Linked DNA regions of Homo sapiens: region 2 is linked to region 1. A link is a contact called in ENCODE Hi-C or POLR2A ChIA-PET data. All regions are on one chromosome and are shown on one strand. The core of a region is the stretch at or near the end of the contact, and the rest is flanking DNA. Distances in the headings are between cores, read along the strand shown. Region 1 holds the start of TPRG1-AS1 (TPRG1 antisense RNA 1). Region 2 overlaps LPP (LIM domain containing preferred translocation partner in lipoma).

What was found. Hi-C counts contacts between places; a loop is a spot of excess contacts on that map. ChIA-PET counts read pairs that join two places held with the same protein, here RNA polymerase II (POLR2A). Pooled maps may share reads with other maps.
Region 2: a map of prostate gland shows a loop between it and region 1 (2.3-fold over the local background). The contact joins the enhancer-like site here to the promoter of TPRG1-AS1 in region 1. A Hi-C loop is called at or near these places in 7 of 168 maps with a recorded cell type or tissue (IMR-90, MCF 10A, PC-3 and 4 more) and 6 of 50 pooled maps. POLR2A ChIA-PET finds 5 or more read pairs at or near these places in 1 of 52 experiments (MCF 10A).

The regions. Positions count from the first base shown.
Region 1 is chr3:188,945,672-188,949,173 of GRCh38, forward strand. TPRG1-AS1 (TPRG1 antisense RNA 1) reads right to left here and starts at 1,968. Exons shown (of 2, transcript NR_046873.1): 1 at 1,608-1,968.
Region 2 is chr3:188,622,942-188,626,109 of GRCh38, forward strand. The region is part of intron 7 of LPP (LIM domain containing preferred translocation partner in lipoma); the gene reads left to right. All of the region lies in intron 2 of LOC124906316 (a long non-coding RNA gene), which reads right to left. Among named protein-coding and RNA genes, the nearest start is that of LPP-AS1, 56 kb to the left of the region's middle. Within about 2 kb of position 1,575, at least 10 of the 41 ENCODE cell types and tissues checked have a DNase peak (open chromatin) inside an H3K27ac peak, as active enhancers do; they include heart right ventricle and prostate gland, where a contact is called at or near this core.

The DNA of each region.
Region 1 (3,502 bases), core at 718-3,217:
ACTGTATGTTAGCTGTGTAACCCTGGGCAACTTTATTTATTAATAATAAAGTATGTGAGCAATCTTATATCACTGTACAGAGTGCTCATATATGTTATCCAGCTTAATTCCTAGAACAACCCTGTGTGAGAAGAACTACTGAGTGCTGACACTAGTCATAGTGCTAGACTCATAGCTGAATTCAGATTCCAAATTAAGTAGCCTGATTGTAGATACAACCATTCACATGCGAACATTTTGCTTTTTTCCTGGCTCAGCACTGCCAGTACTGCTTCTTTGAGGTACAATTATGCCCATTTTACAGATGAGAAAACTGAGACTTAGAAAGCTTAAATAATTTGTCAGTATTGTAAAACTACCTATCTTTGTTATCAGAGAAACATGACTGTGACCAACCTAGGTATATACAATTTTCCACAGCCATGTGAAAGTTTTATGACTCTTTAACATTTCTGGTTGTCTGCTATGCTCGGTGCATTGGGCTGGCTGGACCTTGTATATGTTGGGAAGAAGGAGGACTTACAAAGACTAAGATACAGTCTTTGCTTCCAAGAGGTAAATAAAAAACAACTAAAATATTCTATCATCCACACCTATTCCCTCTCCCTTCTTTTTTCAGCATGTTACTGGATGCTGCCTCTTTATCCATCTGCCCTGGTGGAGATCTTGAGGTTACAGGAATAGCCAAGAGAGACACAGGCAGAGTTAAGTCCAAAGCAGTCAGCAAAGGTGGGGAGACATAGATGGGTCCAGGTGGTAAGTAGGATTGGCCTTGTTATTGGAAGCTGAATGTAGTTACTGGACTTGGAGATTTCGGTTTCTAGAGAAGACAGCAGCTCTCCATGCCCAGTTTAATACTGTGGATTAGCGTGGGAGTGGCCCCAGACCCACAGGCAGAAAAGGCCAATGGTCAGAGTGGAGATCCTCAGGACACTCCAGGTGTCTGAGGGAACGTAGGTTTATCCCTCTTTATTACTAAGTGGATTGCTGCTCCCCCTTGCAGGCCAAAGCATGAATACTGGACATAGCCCACATCGAGGGTAGAGAACTTGGTTTTGGCTCTCAAGTCGACCACTCATCAGCAGATGACTGTGAGCAAGTCACTTCCTCCCTCCAAGACTCCATTTCTACAGGGATTCCATAAAATGGGCATAAGAATTTTCACTGTGCTCGTATGGACTGGATTAGGCCATCATGTGCATTAACACACTTGGCTGTGAGCACTAGGTGCAGCCAAGATGCTGATGGGAAAGAAAAGTCTAGGTTTTGCCCCCTGCGTCGTTCCTCGTGACAGGATTATGCTGAGGGAGGGCACATTAGATTGACTCACACATACTGAAATGGTCATAGTTATTGAGGTTACCCAGTTTCCAGGCCTGAACTAGTAAACCCAGCAATGAGAATCAGCCAGCATTAGCAAGTTTTCCGTGTGGGAGTGGGGTGGGGGTGGGGACTGGAGGGAGCAGGCGCTGAACCAGGAAAGGAGGAGGATGCTCATCATTGGCTAAAGATCCATGCCTGGAAATTAACGGCGTTAAAGTGAGACTTGCTTCAGGTTCCAACCCGGTAAGGCAAATGGAGAGGCTGTCAGGAGACCAGAAGTTTACCTCAGCTATTGCACCGACGCACCACGTGCTCTGGTGCACATCCACCGCCTCTTCCTGCCTCAGTTTCTCCTTTTGTAAAACAACAGCTTGTAAAGGCCTGGGGATCTTCTCATCCACGGGAGTTTTCTAAGGATGCAGGCGAAAGAGGTAGGAAAAGTACTCTGTCTCTGTCCTGGGTGTTCGGGATCAAGGCCTTTTGAACCAATTCCGGAATCCGCCACCGGGCGGTGGTAGGAGAGAGCCAGAGGATTCGTCAGTAAGTGTGCGTGCGTGACAGAGGGCTTTTAAATAGATCGCTTTGTATCTAGCACGGTAGCACCTGCTTCTAAGCTTCCAACGGCAGCTCGAGCAACGCGATCATTCAGAAGCGGCCGCTTTCCATTCACGTCTATAATTAGCGCGCAGGCTGCAGCTCAGGCTCGAGCTGCAAAGCGGGGCGGCGGCCTTGTGGGCGGGGCCACCACCTCCTAGCCCCGCCCCCTTCGAATTCCACCTTCCCAGCCCTTCCCAGCCAGGAGCCTCCTGCAGCCTCCTCCCCACCCCCACTGTCTGTCCTCGCCCTGGTTCTGGGCTTCGCTCTCGGCGCTCCAGGATTCCTGGACGACAGGGCCCAATCGTACCCTCACTCTGGGATCACTCTTGTGCAGTAAATAAGCACCTTGAAAGATGCATTCCAGGAGGGCAGCTATATTTAGAGTGGCATCCTCCTCTCCTCCCCGCACGCTCCTGCGTCCCGCCCTCTCCCCTCCCCGCCCCGCTCCCCGATGCCCCTCCCAGCCACCTCTCCCTCTTTGTCGCATTACATAGTAATCTGAGATGCACTGGATGTGCTCCAGGGAACAGAATGTACTTGGCAGAGACGCGGGGCTTGATGTCTGCAAAATGTCGGAAACGCAGCCAAGAGCTGCTAACTGGGTCATTAACCTCCAAAAGCAAAGCGAGGACTGTAAGGCCCGCTCTGCCTCCCTTCATCTCGCCAATAAAAGTGCCTCAGTGTGAGGGGGAAGAAAAAGCCCAAGGTTGACTGCTTTGATTTCTAGGCACCAAAGGCAGGCCCGTCCTCTCGTCCTGGCCCAGGCCCCAGCCCCTCCGGGCCAGCCCCTGCGCCACATCAGAGTTTACAAGTGACCTTTGAAAGGCTCAGCAACCCCGCAGGGCCATGCTTGCGCCTCAGCAAAGAAGTTACCCAGCAGCCGTTCCCTACCGCACAGCCTTGGACACATTTTCTTGGGTCCAGGAGGAGTTAAGGGAGTGGGGGTGAGTAGGGGTGAAAGGAGAAGGTTCCAGGTCCTTCACCTACAGTGAAGGGCTCTGCTGTCTCTCCCCTCCTCTGCTTCTCTCCCTCTTTTTCCTCCCCCTCCTCTTTCTTCTTTCTTGTCTTCCTCCTCTCCCTCTTCCACTTCTTTCTGAGAGCAGGCTTTGAGGTAGGTTCATGAATACATGGCCTGGGTCCAGGGGATTTGCATTCAAGCCGCTTGCAGCTCTGTTACTTGCTATGTGACCTTGGGTGAGTCACTCATTTCTCTGCTTTTAAATTCCCTTCTTCTCCATTGTTCACCACAATAACACCTTCCTGACATACATCACAAAACAGTGAGGCCAAATGAGAAAGTCTTTCCCTGACCGCCTTGTCTTTCACCCCTCTGAAAGCCCTGAGGTCCAAAGTGCCTCTGGCCTTGTGTGTACTCCTGGAAAATAGGAATACAAGTGGTCTCACCAGAAAGATTCAAACGTTTGAATGTTTTCAAGGGGATAGCCCCTAAAATCCACCCTCTTCAAGTTTTCTAGCCCTGTGAGGTTGCCAAACAGACACTTCCCCCTAATGCTCCAACCCACTTCTCCAGTGGCTAGAGAGAGAAAGTGACCGGTACAGAAACCAGAAGAGGTTGTGCAGT
Region 2 (3,168 bases), core at 325-2,824, 320 kb before region 1:
CGCTCGAACCTGAGAGGTGGAGGCTGCAGTAAGCCCAGATCACACCACTGCACTCCAGCCTGGGTGACAGAGAGAGACTCCATCTTAAAAAAAAAAAAAAAAAAAAGAGAGAGCTAACATCTTCACTTTTTAAGGAAATAGACATTGCCCCCATGATTGTATGGATGACTAGATCATTTAAAACAAAAATTACATAAGGGCTTAAAGAGTGGCTCTTAAGTGTAAATGCTAGGAAGCACCCAATTAGTTATTATTTCCTGTATGTGTTGCCTTCATGGACATTGGTTCATATAGCCTCAAAAAGTCTATGAAGATACTTTTTTTTTTTTTTTTTGAAAGAGAGCGTCACTCTATCTCCCAGGCTAGGGTGCAGTGGCACAATCTCAGCTCACTTCAACCTCCGCCTCCCAGGTTCAGGTGATTCTCCCGCCTCAGCCTCCAGAGTAGGTGGGATTACAAGCATGCGCCACCATAATCAGCTAATTTTTGTATTTTTAATAGAGACAGGGTTTCACTATGTTGGCCAGGCAGGTCTCGAACTCCTAACCTCAAGTGGCCCACCCGCCTTGGCCCCCCAAAGTCCTGGGATTACAGGCATGAGCCACCGTGCCCGGCTGAAGATACTATAAACATCTTGATTTTTTACTGAGTCAGAAACTGAGAAAGGGAAAAAATTATTTGCTGAAGACTGCATGCCTCAAGTTTATACCCATTATACTACACTGCCTGCTTGCGAAAGTATGTTTTAAAAAATTGTCACTGCTGTGCAGCAACTCAAATTGTCACTGCTGTGCAGCAACTCAACTTTAAGTCTTAAACCTAGTTATCTTTTATCTTGAGCAGGACATATATGTTAAGCTGCTGAGGATGCTCCTTAACATGAGGCCATTGGGCGGGTGTGTGCCAGACAATCCTCCTAGTTGTTTCTCTAATACAGAGCTTCAGGTCGTCTCTTCCTTTTTCATCTTCTAGCCTGCCCTGGCCAAGTACCTATGAATCAACCGGCAAGGCGAGGGGTGTATTTGGTGGGCTATAGAGTGGAATTAAGCAGAATATCAAAAATTTTAGCCAATAACATTGAACCTCAAAGAGGAAAGTACTGCTGAGTTCTGATAGATGCAAGACAAGCTAAAGACCTCCTTAGCTCCATTGTTCTGCATCAGCACAATATGTCCTAGTGAGAAGGAAAGACATAGCAAAACTAAAAATGACCTGTTTTTCAAGAGCAATGTCTTTTCACCCAAACTTGTGAACTGCTTGCCAAAAGTCAGGACTAACATTGTTTTGTACATTTGCATTAAAAGAAATTATATCACCGTTGAAGAGCTGATCAGAGAAAGGGTATAGGAAAAAGGAAATGTTAAAATAAGCTGTAAAATCCAGCCCATTTATATCTGGAGTTTAGAGGCAGTCTAACAAAATGAATGTTCCATTTACTAATCACATTTGCCATTTATTCAAAACAAACACGGCTTGAGAGAGGATTAAATAAACATCCAAAAACTGTCGTTCTTGAAACCTTTGGATAGAACATTGAGTTGCATTCCTGCAGGAGAAATGCCAAGTGAGTGAGCCTAGTCCAAGTTTGTTTAGAAAGCCATATTTGGGAGAACCATGGAAGTGCGAACCTGATCATGTGAAAAGCCCAGGACTGTTCAGCCTTCTGTGGCAGTTCTGTGAGTTCTAGTACCAGACTATTAATAGGGAGTCAAGTAGAAATATCCTTCCTTCCCCTCCCTCCCTCCTTCCCTTCCCTTCCTTCCTTTTCCCTTTCCCTTTCCCTTTCCCTTTCCCTTTCCCTTCCCTTCCCTTCTCCTTCTCCTTCTCCTTCCTTCCTTTTCCTTCCTTCCTTCCTTCCTTCCTTCCTTCTCTCTCTTTCTCTCTTCTTTGGTGTGCTGAGAATAATCTGCAGACAGTGACTCTACAGATAAGATTGCAAATATTTTCCCTTCCTTCATTCCTTCCTTCTTTCCTCCCTTCCTTCCTTCTTTCCTTCTTCCTTTTTTTTCTTTTTTAACCACATGATTTCTATTTCCTTTAGCAAGATGTTATCATGTGAGGGAAGTCTTAGGTTTCTATATCCCTTTATTCTTAGTGTTAGCATTTCTTATTAAAGACAGATGTCTAGTTTTCTATTTTAAGGGTTATCTAATTTCAGTCATAAAAATGTCCTATAAATTAAGACATAACTTTGTCAATACTCTTCTAGAACATAATAGCTACCCCAAAATATTTGTTCAATGATGGGAAATTCATTGATATTTAGACCTTCAGAGATGAAATAAATATGTTGCCTTTGCTTTTCAAAGATGCCATCTTGCCCATTCATAAGAAAACTAAGACCCACAGAATGACTACCCAAGGCCTCACAGTATAATTAGGACTTTAACAAAAATCCATAAAACCTCTGGTATTGGGATATTTAAGATAATACATTGATATATACTTTATCACTGTCTTTGATAAAATAACAGTAAAACCATTTTAATGGGACACATTTTTATAACCATTGTGAATTTGGTCCTCAAAAAAGAACTCACTGAGATGATGAGATAATGCATATTCATCCTCTTTTACAGATGATGAAACATTTCGGAGAAGGCAAGTCAGTTTTCCAATTTTTCATACTATATAGATCATTGAATCTTTGTCCCTTATATACAGAATCAACAATATGAAATATGTGGAACTTGAAATCATAGTTTCCAACTTTTCTGCCTATAGAATGCCCATTTCCAGTTGCTTAACATTTAGATTGATAAACATGAAATTCATTAAACAGGAAACTGAATAAGAGACCTGGACTAATATTTAGGTATTACTTAGTATTCCATCCAAGAAGTGTCTGCAGACAGTGACTCCATAGATGATAAGGTTGCACATATTTCAGAAGCCAAATAAATGTTGTGATTAAATGATTCAAGTCTGTTAACCATTTGGTAGTTATGATGTAAATGGCTGTTAAATGGAAAGCATTTGTAAAAATGTATGTGCAAAAATAAAGGATTTCTAACAAACCGAATGGGCCTTACCTATTTTAGTTAATACTCTCAATAATGAGCAGTGAGATTAATTTATAAGTATGTGTGTGTGTGTGTTAAGATATATTCACATTTTATGAAACCTGAAGCTTTGAAGCTTATCACTGTGGAAATAACTTCTGTATGC